Linked DNA regions of Homo sapiens: region 1 is linked to region 2. The links are chromatin contacts, found by Hi-C or POLR2A ChIA-PET in ENCODE. All regions are on one chromosome and are shown on one strand. The core of a region is the stretch at or near the end of the contact, and the rest is flanking DNA. Distances in the headings are between cores, read along the strand shown.

What was found. A loop is a pair of places that touch in the nucleus more often than their neighbours do. ChIA-PET counts read pairs that join two places held with the same protein, here RNA polymerase II (POLR2A). Pooled maps may share reads with other maps.
Region 1: POLR2A ChIA-PET joins it to region 2 with 10 read pairs in HepG2. The contact joins two enhancer-like sites. A Hi-C loop is called at or near these places in 2 of 168 maps with a recorded cell type or tissue (dorsolateral prefrontal cortex and psoas muscle) and 3 of 50 pooled maps. POLR2A ChIA-PET finds 5 or more read pairs at or near these places in 1 of 52 experiments (HepG2).

The regions. Positions count from the first base shown.
Region 1 is chr1:229,002,448-229,005,839 of GRCh38, reverse strand. No RefSeq gene overlaps it. Among named protein-coding and RNA genes, the nearest start is that of LINC02815, 150 kb to the left of the region's middle. Within about 2 kb of position 2,104, at least 4 of the 41 ENCODE cell types and tissues checked have a DNase peak (open chromatin) inside an H3K27ac peak, as active enhancers do.
Region 2 is chr1:228,962,532-228,966,063 of GRCh38, reverse strand. It overlaps LOC105373143 (a long non-coding RNA gene), which reads right to left. Exons shown (of 3, transcript XR_949234.2): 2 at 3,069-3,201; 3 at 767-863. Among named protein-coding and RNA genes, the nearest start is that of LINC02815, 190 kb to the left of the region's middle. Within about 2 kb of position 2,048, at least 14 of the 41 ENCODE cell types and tissues checked have a DNase peak (open chromatin) inside an H3K27ac peak, as active enhancers do.

The DNA.
Region 1 (3,392 bases), core at 855-3,354, 40 kb before region 2:
TTGGGGGTGAGGGGGGCACCCTTTGCTCTTCCTCCAGCTTCTGCCTCCCAATGGCGGGACCCGGGACCAAGGACGTCCCACTCCCCGCTCCACTCTTGGCTGTGGTGGTGTGTGTCCCACATCGGAGGCAGCTGTAGTTGTTGATTGAAATGGGACACACATTTCCACACATTGTTAGCTGAGTTCGCTGGTAGGAGGACACACACTGGGGAAAGAATCTTGGCTTAGGAATTGGACAGACAAAGCCAGGTACTATTGCCTATTTAACAGCTGTGTGATCTTGGGTAAGTTAGAAGTCCCTGTAATTCTCGGTTTCCTTCTCTATGACATGAGAATAATGCATGCTTGACAGGCTTGTGTAAGGACAAAATGAAGTCATGTGTGCGAAAACCCTAGGGATGTGTCAGATACAGAGGAAGTGTGCAGTCATTGTTAGCCTCATGTACACACTCACACACACTCTCACACTCACACCATCACACCCTTCACACCACACATCCTCTCACACATCACACACACACACCAAACACACTGGCACACAGGCCGTACACACTCACACATGCACATCCTGCAGGTCCCTGAGGCGCAGGCACTATGCTTGGGCAGCATTCTGAAAGTACAGCAGGACCCATGGCCAGTGCAAAGGAGGGTTAGGGGGCACTTTACACTCCCTGGCAGAAGGTCTGAAGGGACTCTGAAGCCAAAACAGATGTAAGGAATTTGAGAAAACACTGGCAAGAAGGGCGTGGTGGCTCACACCTGCAATCCCAGCACTATGGGAGGCCAGCCTGGGCAACATGGCAAAACCCCGTCTCTAGAAAAGCATAAAAAATCAGCCAGGGTTGGTGGTGTGTTTTCACTCAGCTACTTGGGAGGCTGAGGCGGGAGGATTGTTTGAGCCCAGGAAGTTGAGGCTACAGTGAGCCGTGATCACACCACTGCACTCCAGCCTGAGCAACAGAGTGAGACCTTGTCTCAAAAAAGAAAGAAAGAAAGAAAAGACACTGGTGTTAGCTTTCAAGTCTTTAGAACTTGCTCCTACAGGGTCTTGATGCGATGGACAAAAGCAGCTGAATCGAGCAGTAACAGGTGTGTGAACGAATCCTCCTACGCGTACCCCTCACGTCTGTGTTCTGCCCACTTCTGCAGAGAATCTCTGCCCCAAGCCAGGCCAAGGGACCTCTTTACATGAGCAGCCAAGGGACAGAGACCTCTGGCTTCCCCAGGTGGGCCGGGGAAGCACAGAACAGCCAAGGGTGTCCCGATGTCTATTCACAGTGTATCTTCTTCCATCTTGAAAGTGCGTCACTTGTGGAAGGAACAAAACGCCATTACCCTCTATCTCATGGAGAAGCAGAGGTAAAAAGCAGAGAAGCGCTGTTTTACCCCAGCCTTCCTTATCTCTCTCAGCCATACTGGAAGCCCCCAAGGACGCATGATTATCTCAGGGTGACTGATGCTCTCTCTTTCCTTAATGCCACACACATAAGTCCACACTTTCAGCAGAAGAAAATACATAAGTGAGTGTAACAGAACAAGAGCCAGCTATGCATGCTTACATAATATTGTTTTGGGGCCTGTAAAACCCTGACTAGAAAAAATATTCCTTGTGCTCATGCCCGGGAGTCCACTCACAGCTCTGGTCTAGTCCCTTCAGTGTGGTGTTTTGATGCTGTTAGAAAGCAAAATGCCCCTGAGAAAGGGTACAGCTTGTGAAAAATCTGCAGGCATGAAGGCTGTGAGGGCTTTGTTAGAGGCGGGAAGAGCATCTGTTATTGGCCAACGAAGGTGGGTTCATTTCTGCATTAGCTCTGTGAGCCCAACCCTGAGCCAGACACCAAGATACTCGGTAAAGTAACCCCTTAGTAATGGTTTCTGGTTGGACCATCTCCAGAGCCCTAGGAAAGCCCATGAAAGGAGCTGCCATCTGACGTGGTGTTGGCCTGCAGCCCTTGCTCGAGGCTGAGGAGGACATCTGGGCCTTCCGCTGCCTGGGTGTTTGCCTGGTGAACAATGGCTGTAGCCAGAGTGTCTCCTCAGAGTCAGGCCCCGGGCTCTGTGACCTCAGGAGGTCAATAAATATTTGTTGACCGACAGACTCCACTGCTTGTCTTATTACAGACACACAGGGGGCCTGCCACTGCTGGCCAAACCCCAGTGTGGCCCCATCAGAAAACACAGGACAATAAACAGAGACGGATGGTCTGCCAGGAAAGACAGTGTCTTCCATTTGGTCATCCTCTTCCCAGCTGTGCCCTTCATTGAAGTTACAGGGCAGAGCGAGTGGCCTCACCAGGCCTCGGGGGCACCAGGACCTGAGGCACCTCCTTCCTCCCTCCCCTCCCCCTGTCCCGAGGTGTGATGGACAAAGGGAAACCCCGCCGGGGTGCCGGCTGATTAACCTCCCTTTCACACTGGCCTGGTGCGGGGCCTGGGCCGAAGTTCCACAGAGTTAGCAGATGTACTTCTAATTATTTATTAGGACTTCTCTCAGTGTGGCTCTTCTAATGAGACACTCTAAACTCCCAGAGGCTCGCCCGCAGGGGAATCATACAGCCACAGTTTGCAGGCAGGAAAGGCATGTCTCCATCACCACCCAGCTTTTGCCTGAATTTAGGTATGCTGTTATGTGTAAAGCGTAGAAAGTCACAGGTTTAAACACTAAGCCAGGAGACCTGGCGGCTGGAATGGCCTAAATGTTGACTTCATGGACTGAATTGTGTCCCCCCAAATTCATCTTGAATTCTTAATCCTCAGGACCTCAGAATGTGACTGTATTTGGAAACAGGATCTTGAAGAGGTAATTGAGTTAAAACAGGGATGGGCTAATCCAATCTGACTGGTGTCCTTATAAGAAGAGGAGACTGGACACAAACACAAACAGGGAAATTGTGTGAGGACACAGGGAGAAAATGACCAACTGCAAGCCAAGGAGAAGCTACCCTGGTAACACCTTGATCTTGGACTTCCAGCTTTGCAGAATCACAAGAAAATACATGTCTGTTGTGTAAGCCACCCAGTCTAAGCGGCTCTGATATGGCAGCCCTAGCAGACTAATGCAGTGGCCCTGGGGAATGTTGTCCTTTATACCCGGGGCTTCACAGCTTACCATGTGTGCCATGGCTAGTGGCTTGTGCAGTCTGCACCACAGGCCTGAAGGGCAGGTCAAGAAGTATTACAGGACTCCTGCCCCTTATCTAAAACTACTGGGAACAAATGTGTTTGGACTTCAGGATTCCTCAGATTTCAGAAAGATCAAGCATGCATATACCACAAATTATTGAACACTGAGTGAGTCTGACATAGCACCCATAATTAAACACACGAACACTTCTGAAATGAAACAGGATGCGTGTGTGTAGAGATAGATGTCTAGATATAGATATGTAATT
Region 2 (3,532 bases), core at 799-3,298:
CAGCAATTTAATAGCTCAATCACAATTGCAATTTCATAGCACCTATGAAGCAGATTCTCTTGCAGAGAAAATAGGGGCCAGCACAGATGGGTGGTTCTCTTTACCAAATTCTTCCAAAATGCACACACTTCGCCCTGGGGCTCCTGTCTCCATGGGTCTTGAAACATCTCTGAAAACCAGCCTGCCCTTCTCTAATGCTTTTTCCCTTGTCCTGCAGACTTGAGAAGGGCTCTGTCTGCTAGATCTTTTGCAAGCCTCTCAGAAGTCAAGACACTCCTGAGCAGTTGCCATTTTTTAAGGCTCCTGGAAATACATACACTCAAGCCTGGAGTATTTCCAGGAATGGAGATATATGTGTGAGTGTGGGTGTGTGTGTATAAAATATATATACACGTGTATATATATATATATGAATATATATATATACACGTGTATATATATAGGTATATATATACACATACACACACATACTTATACAATACAGTGGATTCCTGAACAATGCAGGGATTGGGGCACTGACCCTCCATCCAGTCACAAATCTGCTTATAACTTTTGACTCTTTAAAACTTTAATTACTAATAACCTCTTGTTGACTGGAAGCCTTACTGATAACATAAACAGTTGGTTAACACATATTTTGTACATTATATGTAATAAAACTGTATTCTTATAACAAAGTAAGCTAAAGAAAAGAAAATGTTATTAAGAAAATCATAAGGAAAAGAAAATGTATTTCCTATTCATGAAGTGGAAGTGGATCATCATCAAGGTCTGCATCCTCATTTTCTTCACATTGAGCAGGCTGAGGAGGAGGAGGATGGGTTGGTCTTGCTGTCTCAGGGGTGGCAGAGGCAGAAGAAAATCTGTATATAAGACACACACACAGTCCTCCAAGACAAGGTAATAACAATTATGGTATATTTTAATTTTTCACATTTAACAAATTCATAGTTTTAGCATCGCTGTCTCCCTGTTCACCACGCACACATAAAACACAATGACCGTGTGGATGATCTTATTTAAAGATACAACTAAATCCCTAAATTTGATGCCTTTCTGAAGGTGGGGCAAAGACCAATAACGCATCTTTCCACCACTCACTACTACCCCGTTGCCAATGACAGCCATACGGAAAATGTTTTAATGTACTGCTCACAGCAACCACCTGAGCCCAGCATTCGGGTTCCCATTTCCATGGTGAATAACCAGGACTGTTAAGTGACTTCCTGGGGGTTCGCAGTGGCCTGCCGCAGACCCAGGCCTGGCCGTCTGTCCTCTCCCCTGTGCCTTGTCTTGGAGGCTCACTGTCTCTGGTATGGATCAAGCTGCTCACTCCAGCCCAAGACCCTTCCAGGAATGAGATTTATTTACACACAGCAGCAGTGTTTACAGACAGCAGGATGTGGCCTCTCTGAGTTGTCCTGTGGAAGCAGAATGCTGTCCTGCAGTGTGTAACAAGGGGAGGGGACATTTGGTCACTCCTCACTAAGGGACACCTCTTTTCCTTTCTCTCTAGCCCCTCCAGGATCCAAACACACTGAGCAAGCAAGGGCAGCTGCTTTGGGTTTTGTTCATCTGTTTTTCTTGTATTTTAATCAGTACACTGTAGGGTCGGAAGGGTCCCACCCACGACTGGGAGCTTGAAGATCTTTCCAGGGGCCGCTGGGTGGTTTGCTTCAGCTCATGTGACTCCTCCTATCACATCTGAAAAACTCTGAACTGAGTAAACTCACATTCCATTTAGGTGAGATAGCAAGTTCCAAATGATGAAAACAGTTTGCAAAGAAATGTGCTAGAATATTTTGAAAACAGCTTGTACTTGAAGGAATGCAGGGAGAGTGAGATTAGAGAGAGGGATTGCTTCAATCACTATCAGAAATTCCTGAGCACAATCTTTGGTATATGGGCACTTTTTTTCCTTATAAAAAGAAATGTGACTAAAGAGTGGAGAAAATGCCCCCTCCATTTGTCTTCTTGTGATCCTGCCCACCTCCAAGGTCCAGCTCAGCTATGACCTCCACTTTGGCCTGGATCCCACTCCAGCCTCAAACCTCACTCCTTCCTCTGAACCACTGACTGGCTGTGATATTTCCTTTGATACTTAATCTCATAAGGTTTTATATTGCATCGCTTATCTTCCAATAAGCAGATTGTGAGCTATTACAGTGCTGACAAAGATCAAATTAAGGCTGAGTCCAGTGGCCTACGCCTGTAATCCCAATGCTTTGGGAGGCCAAGGTAGGAGGATCACCTGAGCCTAGCAGTTCAAGACAAGCCTGGTAACAGAGTGAGACCTCATCTCTACTAAAAATAAAGAAAATTAGCTGGGCATGATGGTGTGTGCCTGTAGTTTCAGAGACGCCAGAAGCTGAGACAGGAGGATTGCTTGGGCCCAGGAGTTCGAGATTGCAGTGAACTATGTTTGCTACCACACTCCAGCCTGGGCAACAGAGCGAGATCTTGTCTCTTAAAAAAAATCACGAATACTATGTAGCCATAAAAAAGGATGAGTTCATGTCCTTTGCAGGGACATGGATGAAGCTGGAAACCATCATTCTCAGCAAACTAACACAGGAACAGAAAACCAAACACCGCATGTTCTCACTCATAAGTAGGAGTTGAACAATGAGAACACATGGACACAGGGAAGGGAATATCACACATCGGGGCCTGTCAGGGGGTGAGGGGCTAGGGGAGGGATAGCATTAGGAGAAATACCTAATGTAGATGGCGGGTTGATGGGTGCAGCAAACCACCATGGCACGTGTATACCTATGTAACAAACCTGCACGTTCTGCACATGTATCCCAGAACTTGAAGTATAATTTAAAAAAAAAAAAAGAAAAAAAATCAAACTGATGTTTGATGCCATAAATATTTGGTCAATATATATTAATTTTATATGTATAATTGTGTGCATTTCAAAGAAGAAATTTTAAAAATCCTAATTAAAATGGCTTTGGCTTCGAGGAACAGAAATCCCTGACTCCAACGTCCTTGTCAGTTAGAGATGTATAATCACATATGACAAGATGTTCCAAGGTGGTGCAGCTCCAAGTTTGGCTCACCTGATAACTCAACAACGTCTTTGGGGACCAGAGATCTACTCTTTCTGCTCTGCTGACTTCCACAGGTTGGATTGGTCTTCAGGACAGTTGCCCTCACGGTGGTAAGTTGGCTGTGCAATTCCAGATATCTCATCTAAAACAAAAAAATCCAGAAGAAAAAGGACTGCCTCTTTCTTGTGTATTTTTTAATTGTGCAAAACTCTTTCTCAGAAGCCCTCCAGTAAACTGAGAGGGGAGGAGATGGGAGGCAGGAGGATCACTTGAGGCCAGGAGTTCAAGACCAGCTTAGTCAACATAGCAAGACCCTATCTCTTAGAAAATAAAGGTAGGGGGTGGTAGGGGGAAATGACAAATATTGGCAAAGATGTAGAGAAATTAGAATCTTTTTTTATTGCTGGTGGGTATGTAAAATGGTCCAACCACTGTGGAAAACAATTTATCAATTTCTTAAAAGATTAAACAGA